2 separate regions of the Homo sapiens genome follow, and region 1 is linked to region 2. Evidence: chromatin contacts called from ENCODE Hi-C or POLR2A ChIA-PET data. All regions are on one chromosome and are shown on one strand. The core of a region is the stretch at or near the end of the contact, and the rest is flanking DNA. Distances in the headings are between cores, read along the strand shown.

Region 1 (3,294 bases), core at 477-2,976, 59 kb after region 2:
ATTGTTTAAAAATACACATGGAAAAAAAACCCTATATGCTTACAGTGCACCTAGAGCTTTTTTATAACAACTTCTTTTTGTTTGTTTTGGATTCTTTAAATATATATTATTCTCATTTAGTGCACTCTTTAGCCAGAATCTCATTACTACTTCATTTTTGTAATAACATTTAATTTAGATAGTGTTCACATATTGGCCCTGCTGAAATAGAATATAGCATCTTTCATATGGTAGGAACCAACAAGGAAACTTTCTTTAACTCCTTTTTACACTTTATGGTAAGTAGCAGGGGGAAAATGCATTTATAGATCATTTCTAGGCAAAATTGTGAAGCTAATGACCAACCTGTTTCTACCTATATGCAGTCTCTTAATTTTACTAGAAATGGGAATCACGGCCTCTTGAAGAGAAAAAAGTCACCATTCTGCATTTAGCTGTAATCATATATTGCATTTCTGTATTTTTTGTTTGTATTGTAAAAAATTCACATAATAAACGATGTTGTGATATAAAAAAATGTACAAACAACATGCATCAGTGGAGAATCTCTGCAATTGACATAGAATCATTTCTTATAAAACCATTGTTCCATCTCTTACAGACTGGCATCCCAGACAGCCTGAATTCTGCCCCCACTCCCCCTTCCAGCCCCTCTGTCACCCACCTCAGGTGCCCTACATCACAGTCATCTTGCAGTTGGCATTTCCCAAGCAGAATTTATCTTTTCCCATTTCTGTGCCTTTGCTCCTCACCTCCCTGCAGTTTCTCGCACCTCGAATGCCCTTACCCTTCCATCTATGAAATCCAAAGCATGCCCATATTTCAAGTGAACGTCGGGGAGGAGTGGGAATGGTCTCCTGACATTTCATTGGGTGATTTTTCCACATAACAGAGCACCTAACCCCTCCCAGCTATAACCCATCTGGGTGGGCTGAGCCCTAAGCCCTAAGCAATGAGTGGCAAAACTGGTTGAAGGGCAGGGCTCCAAGGTGGGTTTTTAGCAGTGAGCAAGGCATGGTTCAGGGGAGATGGTGCTCAGGGCCTCCAGCTTTCGGCCCCCTCAGAAGGGTGGGGCTGCTGGGAGTGGCCTGGGGCAGAGCTGGGCTCCAGGCTCCTTGGGTGCCAGTGGCACAGCCCTTACATCCTCAAAGTCTTTGTGATGCCCCGTCTGCTACCCTACTCAGTTTGTGTGGACGCTGAGAGCTCCAAACCCAGGCTCAGGGCCAGGACACTGGGCAGTGGCACTAGTGGTTCTGAAGAGGGCTTGCCATCGAAGCACTGGGAGGCTGTTTCCACAAGCCAAAAGGGCAGAGGGGCCATGGCCAAGATCAGAAACCCAGACACGGAGGCTGCACTTGGCAATGAAGGGGACACAGAAGCACGTGGATGTCAGGGGCTGTGGCTCACCATGCCCCAAACCAAACTCCTGTCCTCCCTGCGCCCCTCTCCCAGATGCCTCATTTCAGTGAACAGCACCCATCCTCCATCCGCCCCGCCTAGGAGGGCAGTGCAGCCTGCCAAGCGCTCCAGAAACTGCTGCCTGGACTCAACTCCCAGTTGGTGGCTTCCTGGTGGCGTGACAGTGGGCCCATTTAACCTCTCTGAGCCTCAGTTTCCTGCCTATAAAGAGAGGATGACAATAGTGCCTATTTCATGAGGTTTAAAATGAGTCAACCCATCTGGAGCAGTCAGGACACAGAGCCTGGCCCACAGCCTGCACTACGTGAGGGCTCACTTCTATAGTCAGGTCCTTAGCACTGCGCTGGCTGAAAGGCAGCCTGCAAAAATATGCATCCATGCCCTAACTCCTGGAACTGTGAATGCTGCCTTATATGGTAAAAGAGGGAATATTACCTTACATGGCAAAAATGTGATTTAGTGAAGGTTCTTGAGAGGAGGAGCTTATCCTGTAATATTCAGGTAGGCTATAAATCTCATGAGTGAGGCAGAAATAGACTAGACAGGCAGAAGAGAGAAGACAATGTGACCAGGGAGGTAGAGATTGGAACCCTGCAGACCCAAGTCAGGGAATGCCAACAGTCACCAAAAGCAGGGAGAGGCACAAAAGGATTGGTTTTCCCCCAGGGCCTCCAGAGAGACCCTGGCCCTGCCAAGACCTTGATTTCAGACTTCTGGCCTCTAGGACTGTGAGAAAAAAAAAAAACGTGTGCTGTTTTCAGCCACCCTGTTTGTGGCAATTTGTTCTGGCAGCCACAGGAAGCAAATACAAGGTGCCTCCTTAATCCCAGTTACTCAGGAAGCTGAGGCAGGAGAATTGCTTGAGCCCGGGAGGCAAAGGTTGAGTGAGCAGAGATTGCACCATTGCACTCCAGCCTGGGTGAAAGAATGAGGCTCTGTCTCAAACAAAAACGAACAAACAAAAAAAACAAGGTGCCTCCTTGACATCGCTCTCCCCACCTTCCACTGCTTTCTCAAGTCTCCCTCTGTCCAGGGAGGTCATTCCTCCCCGCTGCCTACAGAACCACCATCCTGTCCTCTCCCAACTGGGCTACTTCCACCCAACAATGGGCTCCTCAGCCCCCCGGAGATAAAGATTGGGATAAAGATCAATGCCACCCCCTGCCTCCTGCCCTGTAAGGCCCTCTGTGGCATGGCCGCTGCCATTTCCACTGCCTACCTTGTCCCTTGCTCACCCTGGTGTCTTAGGCTTCACTCACAGTCCCTTGTAGCTGCATGTCTCCTTCAGCATGGAGCCACCACACTTACTGTCACCCCATCCCATCCCTGCCCTAACTATTTCCTACTTGAGCTTCTCCAACAATGAAAACTGCTATGGATTCCTTCATCACATCCCAAGTGCACCCGAGGAATGAATGAATGAATGAATGAATGAATGAATGAATGAAATTGGAAGATTCCTATATCCCAGGCCTAGCTAACTGGACAAGGTATGTAAACCCAAGCCATAGGCTAGCTGCTGACCCATAACCTTGTAGGCCCAGGAAAAATGAGCTGGCAAGGAAGAGATTTTCTCTCTTGAAAATCTGGATTTGGAAATGTTAAGAAAACGAGAAAGTGCTCTTCAGAGCACACACCACTTTCTTAGAAAAGCCTCCCCAATTCTGGGTAGGTTCCCCAGCCACGCACACTCCCACCACCGGGTACCTTGCCCTCGTGGCTGTGGTCACACTACATCTGTCTGCCTCACTAGACCTCACGTTCCATGGCAGCCTTGTTCAGCACTGCTTCCCTGATGCGCCCAAGGAGTGAATGAATGAATGAATGGCAATTGACCGAGGAGCCATGTGAGTTCATCTCACAACACAGCTGGAG
Region 2 (3,282 bases), core at 730-3,229:
ATCACCAGCATTCTCTTTGTTTTGAGCAGTTGCCCAGGGAGTCTTGAGCACATCCTGGCCCACAGAAGATCCTTAAATAGCATCTCATTCTTTCACTCCCACCCCAGGAAGTGACCTGAGTGCTTCTGATAATGATGGCATCCAGGTACTACCCAATCTACGACCAGACCACAGGGCCTGATGGCTCCCCTGAACTATCCATGGCCACCTGGCCAGAGGAGTGGCAAAATCCTCCAGAATCTTGGTGTCAAGGACCAAGTTCACAAAGAATTAAGCACTATGAGTGGTTGCCTTGAAGCCAGCATATGGGCAAGGTGAAGCAGCTTTGACCTTCATCCTGGAGCGTCAAGATAGTCCTGTCCAAATCCTATAACCTAGTTCTCAGTATACAAATTTAGTATAACTGCCCCCCACCCATCACCTTTTATCTATGCCAAGTCTTCCCAGTTATCCCACCTGATCCTCACAACAACCCTGTGGCAGGTGCCGTTAGTAATCGTATGGATAAGAAAACCGAGGCTTAGAGGTTAAAAAACTTGCCCAACAAAGCAAATTGGGGCGAAAGCACAAAAGCTTTCATGCCCAAGAAAGCATGAAAATGTTTCAGCTCTAAATAGTGGTGATGGTTGAACAACGTTGTGAATGTACTCAATGACAATGACTCATCCACTTTAAAATGGTTAAAATGGCGAATTTTATCTTGTGCATTTTACCACAATATAAAAAGAAAAAAGGAACTTGTCCAAGATCATGCAACTTAGAAATGGAGGAGTGGAACCAGTACTGTTAAGTCATACTGCCTCCATCCTCACCACCACAGCCCCTCAGAAATGATACAAGCCCCTCAGTCTGAATCCCAGAGACATCCTGGCAAAGACGGGCAGCAGCTGAGTGTGATTCAGACCCCTGGACTCCAAAGACCTTGGATTTGGACCTCAACGCTGTCTTTTCCCAGCTGTGCAAACTTAGGCCACTAGTCCTTCTTGCATCTGTAGAACTAAGATTGTAAGCTCTGCCCTGCCTGCTTTGGAGGGGTGATGGCAGGATGTAAAAGAACTTTGTGGACTCTGAAGCTTTACAGATGCATAAAGTCCCCTGCATTCCCTGTGATTATGATTGCCAGAGAGTTCATAGATACTGGATTTGTGGAGAGTCTGTTCACACGGGGGATCCTTTGCAATCTTCCTGGGGGACAGGATTTTTGTTTTTATTTCCTCATCCTACACTCACTCAAAAAAAAAATCCATTCTCTAACATGCCTGAGAGTAAAGCCTGCTTGACAGTGGATAGATGAATGAATGGAGAAATGACCCAACCACCCAATCGGCCAGCCACAGTCTAAGCCATCCAAAGGAGAGTTTTTATGAACACACGTCTGACTTGGTGATTAATACTTTCAGACAGGGCTAGGTGCAGTGGCTCATGCCTGTAATCCCAGCACTTTGGGAGGCCGAGGTGCGTAGATCACTTGAGGTCGGCAATTTGTGACCAGCCTGGCCGACATGGTGAAACCCTGTCTCTACTAAAAATACAAAAATTAGCCGGGCGTGGTGGTGGGCACCTGTAATCCCAGCTACCCAGGAGGCTGAGGCAGAACAATCGCTTAAACCCAGGAAGAAGAGGTTGCAGTGAGCTGAGATCATGCCACCGCACTCCAGCCTCGGCGAGTGAAACAGAGCAAGACTTTGTCTCAACCAAACCAAACCAAACAAAACAAAAACTTTCAGACAGATTACCCAAGGTAGAAATTATGATCCATTTTATACCTGAAAAAACTGTGGCCCAGAAAGGTCATCCAGTAGACCAGGGAGGGAACAATTTATGCCATGGCTTCCAGGGCCTCTCAAACACAGCAAGTTTTGGAGGAGACATATTTAACCAGCAGCATGGGGTGGGAAGAGAGCCATGAGCATCTCTCTCCAGCTGGAGGCCTCTAGCCTGCCGTGATATGTTTCATGAGCGTTCAGGGCCTGCATACTGAACCATGAGTCACTTTAACAAGCAGCACCTGAATGCAGAGAGAAGTGGTGAGCTCATGCAGCTACGAGGCCTCTTTAGGGAGCCGGGACATTTAGGCTTAACCCTGTCCCTGTGACTGAGAGAACAAGGGTAAGTCATTTCCCCCCTTTTAGATGTCTGTTTTTCTCATCTCTGAAAGTGATGGATTGGACCAAAGATTTCAAAGGTTCTCTGCAACCACAAAAATCTATGCTTCGCGAACATTGAAGAAAATGATTAAGGAGTTTCTTGGTCTTGTGTGGGTGTGTGTTTTATTTAATCTGATTTATTCAGATAACTGCCATTGTGCCTCACTTCCATTTGCAGATACGAACCCAGACGAAAAATGTAAACTCATCTCCCAGCTTCAGGATCTTTATGACATTCCAAGGCATTGACGAATTCTTGCCTAAATGCAATTCATTCTTCACCTGTTTTGGGGCATCCGAGTTTAGCTTCTCTGCAAAAATAAACCATTTTTTTCAGGAGGCAGGTATAACCGGGCAGGGGGGACCACAGTTGCTAAGTCCTAGGTAAGGAACTCAGGCCAAATGCAAAGGGATGAGAAAATGATTGAGGCTTGCTCTTTTCTCTGTTGGTTTAATCTTTTTCCACGACTTTGCTGACTGTTTCTGTAATTAAATGAGGGAGGTATTTGTCATCTAGGGTTCCTTTCAGCTGAGATGAATGGAACGCAACTTTCTCAGGAAGCTTCTGACAAAACACTGTTTGTGGCCAGTGCCAGGATGTATACAAAGGCCCCAGGCTGTGTGTGTTGGGAACTCGGGTCCACTTCAGGTCTGCGCCAGGTCGCCGCTGTGCTCAAGCCCTGGTGAAAAACTGTTTGGACAAAAAGTGCCTCAACATAGATGCCGGTGAGATTAATGTGATGCGGGGTGGCTGCAAAGCATTTCCCAAGTTAACAAGGGAAAATGAATGCCTGGCATTTGAGTGAGTTCTGGAAGCCCCACTCCAACAAAAGGCCTTCTGGGGTATCGTGCATAGACTGGCTGTAAGATTTTAAATCTCTTTAGTCAGAGAGAGCTTGGGCTAGAACCTCTTGGGGAACAATCATTTCTCCTTTCTGTTAATGAGGTTTAGTTTTTCATCAAATGCACAGCAGTTCAGCTTTTACCACCCCCTGCTGTGGCCAGTCCTTTTTTTCTTTTTCTTTTTCTTAGAGACAGGGTCTCACTCTGTCACCCAGACTGGGGTACAGTAGCATGATCATAGCTCACTGCAGCCCGGAACTCTTGGGCTCAAGCATCCTCCTGCCTCTACCTC

What was found. A loop is a pair of places that touch in the nucleus more often than their neighbours do. ChIA-PET counts read pairs that join two places held with the same protein, here RNA polymerase II (POLR2A).
Region 1: a map of gastrocnemius medialis shows a loop between it and region 2 (11-fold over the local background). The contact joins two enhancer-like sites. A Hi-C loop is called at or near these places in 2 of 168 maps with a recorded cell type or tissue (Jurkat and gastrocnemius medialis). POLR2A ChIA-PET finds 5 or more read pairs at or near these places in 3 of 52 experiments (AG04450, K562 and PC-3).

Annotation. Positions count from the first base shown.
Region 1 is chr9:98,608,630-98,611,923 of GRCh38, forward strand. All of the region lies in intron 1 of GABBR2 (gamma-aminobutyric acid type B receptor subunit 2), which reads right to left. Among named protein-coding and RNA genes, the nearest start is that of GABBR2, 99 kb to the right of the region's middle. RefSeq lists an enhancer at 1,825-2,817. Within about 2 kb of position 1,727, at least 3 of the 41 ENCODE cell types and tissues checked have a DNase peak (open chromatin) inside an H3K27ac peak, as active enhancers do.
Region 2 is chr9:98,549,717-98,552,998 of GRCh38, forward strand. All of the region lies in intron 2 of GABBR2 (gamma-aminobutyric acid type B receptor subunit 2), which reads right to left. Among named protein-coding and RNA genes, the nearest start is that of GABBR2, 160 kb to the right of the region's middle. Within about 2 kb of position 1,980, at least 3 of the 41 ENCODE cell types and tissues checked have a DNase peak (open chromatin) inside an H3K27ac peak, as active enhancers do.